Regions from separate parts of the Mus musculus genome. Here region 1 is linked to region 2. The links are chromatin loops, found by intact Hi-C in ENCODE. Cell type or tissue: gastrocnemius. All regions are shown on one strand. Links, peaks and the distances in the headings refer to the core of each region. The heading gives the core; the rest is flanking DNA. Region 1 holds the start of Asrgl1 (asparaginase like 1). Region 2 holds the start of Slc3a2 (solute carrier family 3 (activators of dibasic and neutral amino acid transport), member 2).

Region 1 (4,385 bases), core at 311-4,310, 420 kb after region 2:
ACTCAAATGCCTCAGTCCACAGACAGATTAACTTACAAGAGTTTTCAGTAAGTATCAGAGTGCCTGACAAAGGCTAGGAGACAGAGAAAACAGCTCCCCATGGCGGTCTCTCTGCTTGTCTCCCACTTTCAGATGCCTAAAGATGAGTGATGCTGTAAAGAAGGAGGTCAAGAGGTTGAGCTGCCGAAGTGGGACTGGTAACAGCAGAATATCTGCCTGGACTGTCTTTCCCATCTGCTGTTTCCAGCTGAGGTATCCCAGTATCTCAGCAGCCTCTGCTAAGACCCTCTGGGAAAATAAATATGTGATGGTTAATTGGTTAAGATAGCCTGAAACTTTTTTCCCCAAGACAGATGGTGGTACAGTTCTAAAAAGCATTTTAATCTTAAGATCTTAGGGTTTCTATTTTAAAACAAAAGAAATGAATGTTTGCCCAGTAAATTAATCAGCAGTGTTCTGATAGATAAACAAAATAATTATGCTTACTTTACAGCACTAGAGAGTACAGTCTTTTGAATTTCTTAGACCACTGCTACCTGGGTCTTGTAGACACATTATGACAATTATTTTCCTAGAACATGGCCAAACACAAAATAATTCACTCTGATTGCATTTCTATGACTTTTCGGAAACACAAACTCATTTCTTCTGAAGGAAGGAGTGGGAAAGAGCTTTGGGGCTTCTCTCAGCACCTCCCTTCTGACAGTGATGTGGGAGTCCCCTCCCCACATCATGCTCTGGCAGACACTGACCTTCTGACACTAGCTGCCTTGAAGAGTCTGATCCCACATCAGACTAAGGGGTTTTCTCCCACAAGAATGCTTCCTTACTTCAGATGCCAATTTTTAAATAGTAGCTTCTCTATAATTTCTGCCAGACAACTGCAAGCCAGTCTCCTGCTAGGGCTTCCTTTTCTAGAGCAGTTCACAGACTCAGATGTCTTACTAGTGTGTCATATAAAGGAGGCAGTTCAACACTGAGATGAACAAACACCGGGCAGGGTCTGGAAGGGTGCTGGGTATTGGGCCCACTTTTGCTGTGGAGCTGGGACTGGCATACGACCATACTCACCAATTTGGAGGTTTTTCCCATCCCCAAAATTCAGGGATAGTTTTTGGATTGCTTCATTGTGGGGGCCCCTTTTTCTTTTCTAGAAGATGAGAGGGGCTGTAAATCTCAAATTCCCACTTAGGGCTTGGTCTGTAAAATGATCAGTCTCCACCTAGAGACCTATCCAGAGTCAATTTTCTAGTCAGAAGATGATTAGTGACTTTACTGTTTAGCAGGGACCGGATATTATAATAAAAGATTCTCCCAGCATCTGTTTCAAGATTTTTGAGCTTAATTTGGGGGAGGCAGAGAAAACACACAGATGCAGAGGGGTAGAGGGAGGGAATGTACACACAGGTCTCAAAGCCGAAATGGCTACATTTTATGGTATGTAGAGTCTACCTCAAGACCCACAAATACCAAAAGTCTACACCTGTAAAGCCAGCACTTGGAAGGCTGAGGCTTGAAGATGGTTTCAGGCTATGGAGGGCTCTCCAACAAGATGCCTGGCTTTTAGTATTGAATTCTTAGGGGGCAGGCTATATAAAAGGCGAATTAACAGACTTAAAAAAAATTCTCAAAACAAGTTGCTTAGTGCAAAATGAGGAAATTCAGCACTGCATCTTGCTCTAGAGTATTATTTGACCACAAAGCCAGTCAGACTGAAGGATACCGCGTCGGTGTGGACAGGAACTTGCTCCGATTTGGCATTATTCACCTGGCAAGCATAATTTACCTGCGTTGAACTCTGGGTCGTTTTCCAGGACAGTCACGGCTCCTTCCACAGCATCTACCGCGCTCCCTCCCGCCTTGAGGATTTTGTAGCCCTCGGTTGCCGCTCTGGCGATGCCCTCGCGCACCAGCTCTTTCCGGTTGGCTGAGATGTTGCTTGCTCCGCCACCATGGACTACCACCACGAGACTCACATCGATGGAGGCTAGGCATCAGGAAGAGGCGAGTGTCATTTTGTACCGGTCCAAGGGAACCAACTCAAGTGAGCAGCAGCGTCAAAGTTGTTTCCGTTCAGTGTCGTCCGTCCCCCCCCCCCCCCCCCCCCCGCTCAGTGAGAGTTTTGTTACAAAACCCCAAAGCGACCCAAGCCTCCCAGCATTCCTCCCCATGCTCTCCCACTCCGACCTGGCAGGGGCATCTGTGGCTCAGAAAGCCTGGTGTCAAGACTCCGAGCCTGCGCTTGTGCCACAGCGCTACCCCTCAGCCTCAGTTTCCCCAGAGAACACCAGCCTCTATTTCGGCGCCAGTACTGAGGTCGCATGTATCAGAGCTCCAGCCCTCCTCCCAGGAATCTCTCTGTGCCTCAGTTTCCCGGGGTCCGTGCTCTCTGTTCCAGTTCACTCCACCTAGGGTCCGGGGTACCCTGAGGACTGGACTTCCCCACGTCCTTCGGACCTGAGCTCCTCGTCTCTGGTAAATCCTACATTTTTGTTCTTGTTTCTTTTCCCATACCTCGGACTGGCGGCGCCACGGTGCCGCGGGCGCACGCCATGATGTCAAACTGGCCAAGCCACCAGGCAGCAAACCGCTCCGCCTGCAACCGCTCTGCAGGCAACGGTTCCGCGCTTGCGCACGAGGGTGGGGGCCCGGGGCGCTGCTGAGTTACCGTAAAGCCCCGGGGTCCCTAGCGCTGCGCACCAGCCTTCCGGGACTCCAGATCTAGAATAACATTGCTTTTCTACTTCCCTAGTAGCACGCGGGACCCTTTGTCTCCTTTGCCTTGAAATTATCGCATGCTCTTAAGTCTTGCTAGTTAGAATGCTACATTAAAACCTTTTCCCTTTAAGTTCCCCATCTTAATCTTTCGGAAGAGAAGAAAATAAAGTATACCTCTGCCTCTAATTTGACAGATTCTGTTCATTAGACACTCTGAGAGCCCAGAAATCCCAGCTCCTCTCCTCCTCTAAGTCTAGGGATGCCAGCTCTAAATCCTTTCATCTCTCAGTGCCCTCTTTTTGTTGACATTTCTTCTTTCCTTGCTTCCAGCAGTTGTGGCGGCAGGGGTAGAAGACCAAACACTTCGTATTCACCAAAGGGATCCTAGAGTCTAGTTTTGTTCTGATAGTCAAAGAGGGAGAACAGATGCCAGTGACATCTACAGGTTTCTGTAGCAGTGACACCTAGGAAGAATGCCCTGCTTTATTATGTAAAGCAATTTTACTTGAATTATGAGTTTGTTTTTTTCTCACAACCTTTGTTTTCTAATTTTAAATTTACTGAAGCAATATTTTATTTTCGTTATCAATCGCTTTGTACTGTTTATTGGCTAGATGAGTTGGTGTCAAAGATAGACTTTCATTTTGCAAGTCCTTCTCTCTTTAAGGTGGGGCAACCCAGGCTCATATGTTAATGAAAAGGGCTGACCTTGTGTAAGACTTCCCAACCATTACTTCTGTAGACCTCAATAAACCTCAATAAAGATGGCTTCAAATGGTCAGGACCCGGTGGGTAAGTGCCAATTTTCCTAATATTTTTTCTTGTTTCCATCTTACCACCAACTAGAGAAAAGTTGTATCTGATTCCCCTAACCATCACAAAGGGCCATCTTTTCTAGTTAGTCTATCCCTAGCTTCCCTAGGCCAAGAGCATCCAAACAGGACACAGCCTGTTTCCCCATAGAGCCCTTTCCTACCCGTTTGCCTGCTTCTGAGTCTCTACCAAAACCAGTGGCTGGTTGGTTCCTTTGCATTAGCAAGGTTTGAGTAGATTTGTCTTGTCCTCATTGGGGTGGGTTTCATTTATTGTGTTTATTTGCTACATAATTAGAGATTTCTGCTTGAAGAAAGATCATATGCAAAAGAGATGTTGGAGAAGGGACCAGCCTTTGATTCTGGAAACCAGAGCATCAGGTCTGGTATTACCCAGTCTTGGTTGCCTGTCCACCTCCTTCCACAGTATTCTATGCTTTCCCACTAGTGATATCTTCACCCCTTTCTCTTTCTTCGAGAGACTTTACATCAGAATGTGAGGCTCTAAGAGTGGCTCTGCTATAGAGAGGAGTTTGAATTTGCTCTAGTTAAAAAGAAATTGAGATGGTCTCATACATTACACTCTGGCCTCAAACTTACTATGTAGTTGAACCTTGTAGGCATAATTTTTATTGTATACCGTGTAAAGATTATCCTTCTATTATTCAAAAGCTGATTTCTCTGTCCCCATATCTAGTTGCAATCCAGACAGGGCATTGTAATGCTTATTCTAAGTATCTTCTGCTTCAGTGTTGCATAAGCATTGCTCCCCATTTAGTCTCTGATTTGTCAATAAGAGTTGACCAGCCAATGACTGAGCAGGAGAGAGGACAGGCCTGGACTTTCTCCCTTCCT
Region 2 (4,385 bases), core at 78-4,077:
CAGCAGCTCACAACTATCTGTAACTTCAGCTCCAGGGGATCCAATATCCTTTCTTGACTGTCCAATACCCTTTCTATTTTCTGTCTTGCCTCTGGAGACTCCTATAATCACCCAATTTGGCTCTTGCTAGTTGCTGGGAGATTTGTGTTCTAGATCTCCATTGCTGAGGATAACCTTAAACTCCCAAGTGCTGGGGTACCAAACATGCACATAGTGCACAAACACTCATGCATAAAAACAAATCTTAAAAAGCATTCATAGTGGAGTTAACTCTTTAAAAAATAATAAAATATGGGGGAAGATAAAATACCAGATACACAGTAAGACTCTAGTACTTATAATTTCAGACTGGGCTCAGTTCCAAATACATCAAACAAAAACTGGGAAACCAGTCAGGTCAGGGTTCCCACAGAGAAAGAAAAGACTTCCTATCACAAAAAGAAAAATTAAACTTCCAGTTCCAGACTGACATCTGAGAAATTCCCTTCCTGGCACAGCCTCACTTCTAGAGTAAAGGAAACACATACACACACACACACACACACAAAGCAGTCAGAACAGAAACAAGAAGAACACCGTGCACCTGGGCCTATCCCTCCGGCTATGGGAAGAGGTATTCCTGCTTGGGAGAACCACACAGTGCACAGGAGGCTTGCTGTGAATAAATCCACACAGCACCAACATCTGTATGCTGTCGGCCATAAAACCTCACCTTCATTTTGGTGGCTACAATGTCAGCCTGAGCAGGGAGGAACCACGCATTCTGGCCCTGGTAGTTGGGAGTGAGGTCCAAAATGATGTGAATGCCTAGAAAAATAACGAGTTGAGAGAACTCCTTTGGGGAAGAAGAGGAAACAAGGAACTTGAACACAGGTTACTAGGTGAACCTACATACGGTTTGCACAGAATCTGAAGGAAACCCACAAAAGCCCTCAGGTGGTTTTATACTAGAGCAGTTCCTCCTCCGCCCACACACACACACACACACAAGTTTCCATACTGAGGTTTTGGTTTCTTTCTTATTTTCCCCTCCCATGAAGTCAGGGTTCTGTGTATGTGGGCGGGCTGCCTGAGGATAAATAAGCCCCTACATCTCCTTCCCAAGTGTGGGGTTATAGGCACATGCTGCTTGTGTTGTGCTGAGGAATCAAACTCAGGTCTTCATGGATCCTAGACAAGCACTCTTACAAACTGAGCTACGTTGTCAGCCCTCTATAGTGAACTCTAAAGCAGCATTTGAATCTCTTCTATATATAGGATCTACTTTATACATTTAAAAGCCATTTATTTTATCGAGCCATGGTGACACACTTAAGTCTAGCACTCGGGACCAGGGGAGCTCTGTAAACTCTCATCCGGCCTGGTCATGGTAGTCAGGTACAGGCCAACCAATTACATGGTGAGACCCTACCTGAGAACCAAAACCAAAATAAATACATAAAAATTACGCTCACGCATGAAGCACATTTTTTAGTGTAAATCATAACATATTCCCCCTTGTGCCTGACACAAAAAAACTGAGCCAGTTAGGAGAAAAATCAGACAAAAACTCTATCCTGTTTCTGGGCCAGAATGCCAAACCCTTTCTAGTTCCTTAGAAAGACCTACTCTTTTTCTTGGCACTTTGTAGAAGGTCTTTAAAATCTTCCTGGGAGCCCAAAGTGGGATTAATCTGTTTCAGGTCGGTTTCATTGATTTCATCCTTCTGGTTCTTGTGAATTGGGCCTAACACCAGGCCCTTCACCTTCAGGGTGCTCAAGTACTCCAGATGGCTCTTCAGACCTAGGAGGAGAGGGTTGGGTTAACCAATAGGGCATGAAAAGCCTCCAGCCTCCACATTCTCTCCACCACTTCCCGACTCCCTCTGACGCGGGTTGGATCATGAGACAAAGTAGCTGACGCAAGGAGTCTCACACATTACTTCAGAAACTGGTTTGAACTGGCTCAGGGCCGCGTGGTTGGGGGAGGGGAGAGGAGAAAGATGATGTGCTGAGTCAGGCACCCTTAGGAAGAAGTAGGGGTCCGGCTAGCGTTTTTTTTTTTTTTTTTTTAAAGAAAGGGGGGGGGATTTTTGCCAGGGAGTCGTCCCAAAAAAAATAGGTTGCAGTAAAGAATCACCAGCGTTCTAGAGAAGACGAGGAGGAAGGAAAAAAGCAGCAGAATGCCCGATTAAACGAGGGATTCATGGGGGCAAGGGATGAGGGTGCACACCCTACTCACCAGCTATGCCTCCCGCATCCCGGCCTACAAAGGCCTGAAGGTCGCCGATGCGGTAGAGGGCGCCCTTGTGCCACCACCTCTGTACAGGCAGCTCACGGCAGCGCGGCGCCCGAACGATGATAACCACGGCGCCCGCCAGCATGCCCAGCCAACCGAGCCAGAAGAGCAGCAGCAGCGCCCAGCGGGTGCGCACCCAGCCAGGGCTGCCCGCTACCTTCAGTAGCTCCTCCTTGGATAAGCCGGTGAACTTGACCCCGGCCTCCGTCTCGTCCTCCGCCACCTTGATCTTCACCAGACCGTTCTTCTCCCCGGCCGCCGCCCCGTCCGCTGCATTCATGGGCTGCTTCTCCGGTTCTAGCTCGTTCAGCTCCACATCTTTCATGTCCACTTCGGTGTCCTGGCTCATGGTGCCTGCAGAAACGGTGACACGACACGGCCTGTAGTCAGTGAGGCAGCTCTAATCCTGCCTGGATCCCCGTTCAGAGAGGCGTCCCGTGGCCGTGAGGCTAGCAGAGCTTCCTAACTGCTTCTGCCGCTGGGCGGGTGTGGCGGCGGGGAAGTGACCCAGGACTCCGCCCCGGTCCGCCTCTTAAAGAGATGCAGAGAAGTCTTTTCGCACCTCCAGCCTCGCTGAATACTCCCGTCTATCCCTAACGCTTATTCCTGCAAGAGTCTGGGAAGGGGAGCTTGTGGTCAGAAACCCTTAGAATAACAAACGTGAATTTGTCTTGACCAGGTTTCAAAGCCCCTCCTCCGACCTTCCGGCCCCTTACCCTGCGAGGCCTCTTTTCTCTCCACAAGATGACACCAGTCTCCATCCACATCGTGATCCCTTCGCCCCAAGCACGGCTCAGGCTGATCTCCCCAACTTCACACAGACCTTGGCACTACATCTCACTTCTGCTTTACGTACATCTTCTCATACTCCGGACTTAGCTGAGTTCCTGGATTCTCCTCGGGGCTTACACGTACTCACCTTTCAAGACTCCTTGAATTTAATTCCTCAGGCAGCAACTATTTACTGGGCACCCACTCCAATCCTTTGCTTCATCAACTGCATAGGATCAACTCTAATCCGTTCTTCTTGATTTTAAAATTCAACTGCAGAATTGAAGTGGTCACTACCCTTATTATCTTACCCTAGTTACTAGCAAGAATGTTGGATTACTGGGAATCAGGCATCCAGAAGAGATTAATGGGGCTGTAATAAACATTCCGAAGGTATTGAGGCACCTACCCTTTTAATATACAAGCTGTTCTAACTCTTTTTTTCTTTTTTTTTTAACTATTTACTATTTTTTAACTATTTACTCACTTATTATATGTGACTACACTGTAGCTGTCTTCAGATGCACCAGAAGAACTATTTACTCACTTATTATATGTGACTACACTGTAGCTGTCTTCAGATGTACCAGAAGAGGGCGTCAGAACTCGTTACAGATGGTTGTGAGCCACCATGTGGTTCCTGGGAATTGAACTCGGGACCTTTGAAAGAGCAGTGAGTGCTCTTAACTGCTGAGCCATCTCTCCAGCCCCTGTTCTAACTCTTAACCACCTTGCAATAACTCTCAAACCCTCTAGTGTGCCGGGCTACATCAGTTGACTATGCTAGGCCCTGGAACCAGCTTAGTTCCCTCACACTTTGAAAGTTTCTCAAATTCCCCCGGCAGAGGTCCTTGGCAAGAGGAAGGGTAAATGGGGCAGACTGGGTTAGCAGCAGGGACAAGTGAAAAGTGAACATCAACTCTAGGAGGTGCCAACAATTTCAGGAACTTTGTGTTCCAATTAGGTTATTTTCAGAGAGAATCGGAAGGAAACAACAGGTCCTTTCTCCCTCTCCCCACGTAGGCCGGCAGCCAAGATTGCTATGTATTTGGAAGAAAGCAGAAGCCAAGGCCAGAACAGTAGAGAGGAAGGGATATGAAAAGTCTCATCACCTGCCACTGTCCTTTTGAATTCCCAAAGTCCTCCCCGGCCTCACTAGAGAAAAGTCTATACACCAGCTCCTAGGAAGAGGGAAGAGGCTAAGGGTCATGCTAGTGTTCATAGTTGATAAGAGTCCTACCTTGCCCTGGGCATGACAGATAAGAAAAGTCCAATGCAGAGTTTATACACAGCGTGAAAGCTCAAGGTTTGTGGACTGTGAAGCAGAAGCACTCCTT

What was found. Hi-C counts contacts between places; a loop is a spot of excess contacts. Peaks named below come from ENCODE experiments on the same cell type or tissue, not always from the same donor. Only the 100,000 strongest peaks of a DNase experiment are listed, where the experiment ranks them.
Region 1: it touches region 2 in a loop (4-fold over the local background); 2 of 42 quality-filtered maps call a loop at or near these places.

Annotation. Positions count from the first base shown.
Region 1 is chr19:9,133,001-9,137,385 of GRCm38, forward strand. Asrgl1 (asparaginase like 1) reads right to left here and starts at 2,566. Exons shown (of 7, transcript NM_025610.3): 1 at 2,515-2,566; 2 at 1,787-1,987. The coding sequence starts at 2,554. In gastrocnemius, for the core only: a CTCF peak has its summit at 2,653; DNase peaks (open chromatin) are centred at 1,942, 2,292 and 2,626; H3K4me3 peaks cover 1,747 bases; H3K27ac peaks cover 1,474 bases.
Region 2 is chr19:8,711,122-8,715,506 of GRCm38, forward strand. It overlaps Slc3a2 (solute carrier family 3 (activators of dibasic and neutral amino acid transport), member 2), which reads right to left and starts at 2,776. Exons shown (of 9, transcript NM_008577.4): 1 at 2,221-2,776; 2 at 1,609-1,782; 3 at 713-807. The coding sequence starts at 2,626. In gastrocnemius, for the core only: a CTCF peak has its summit at 2,272; DNase peaks (open chromatin) are centred at 1,930, 2,300, 2,728 and 4,050; H3K4me3 peaks cover 3,852 bases; H3K27ac peaks cover 3,553 bases.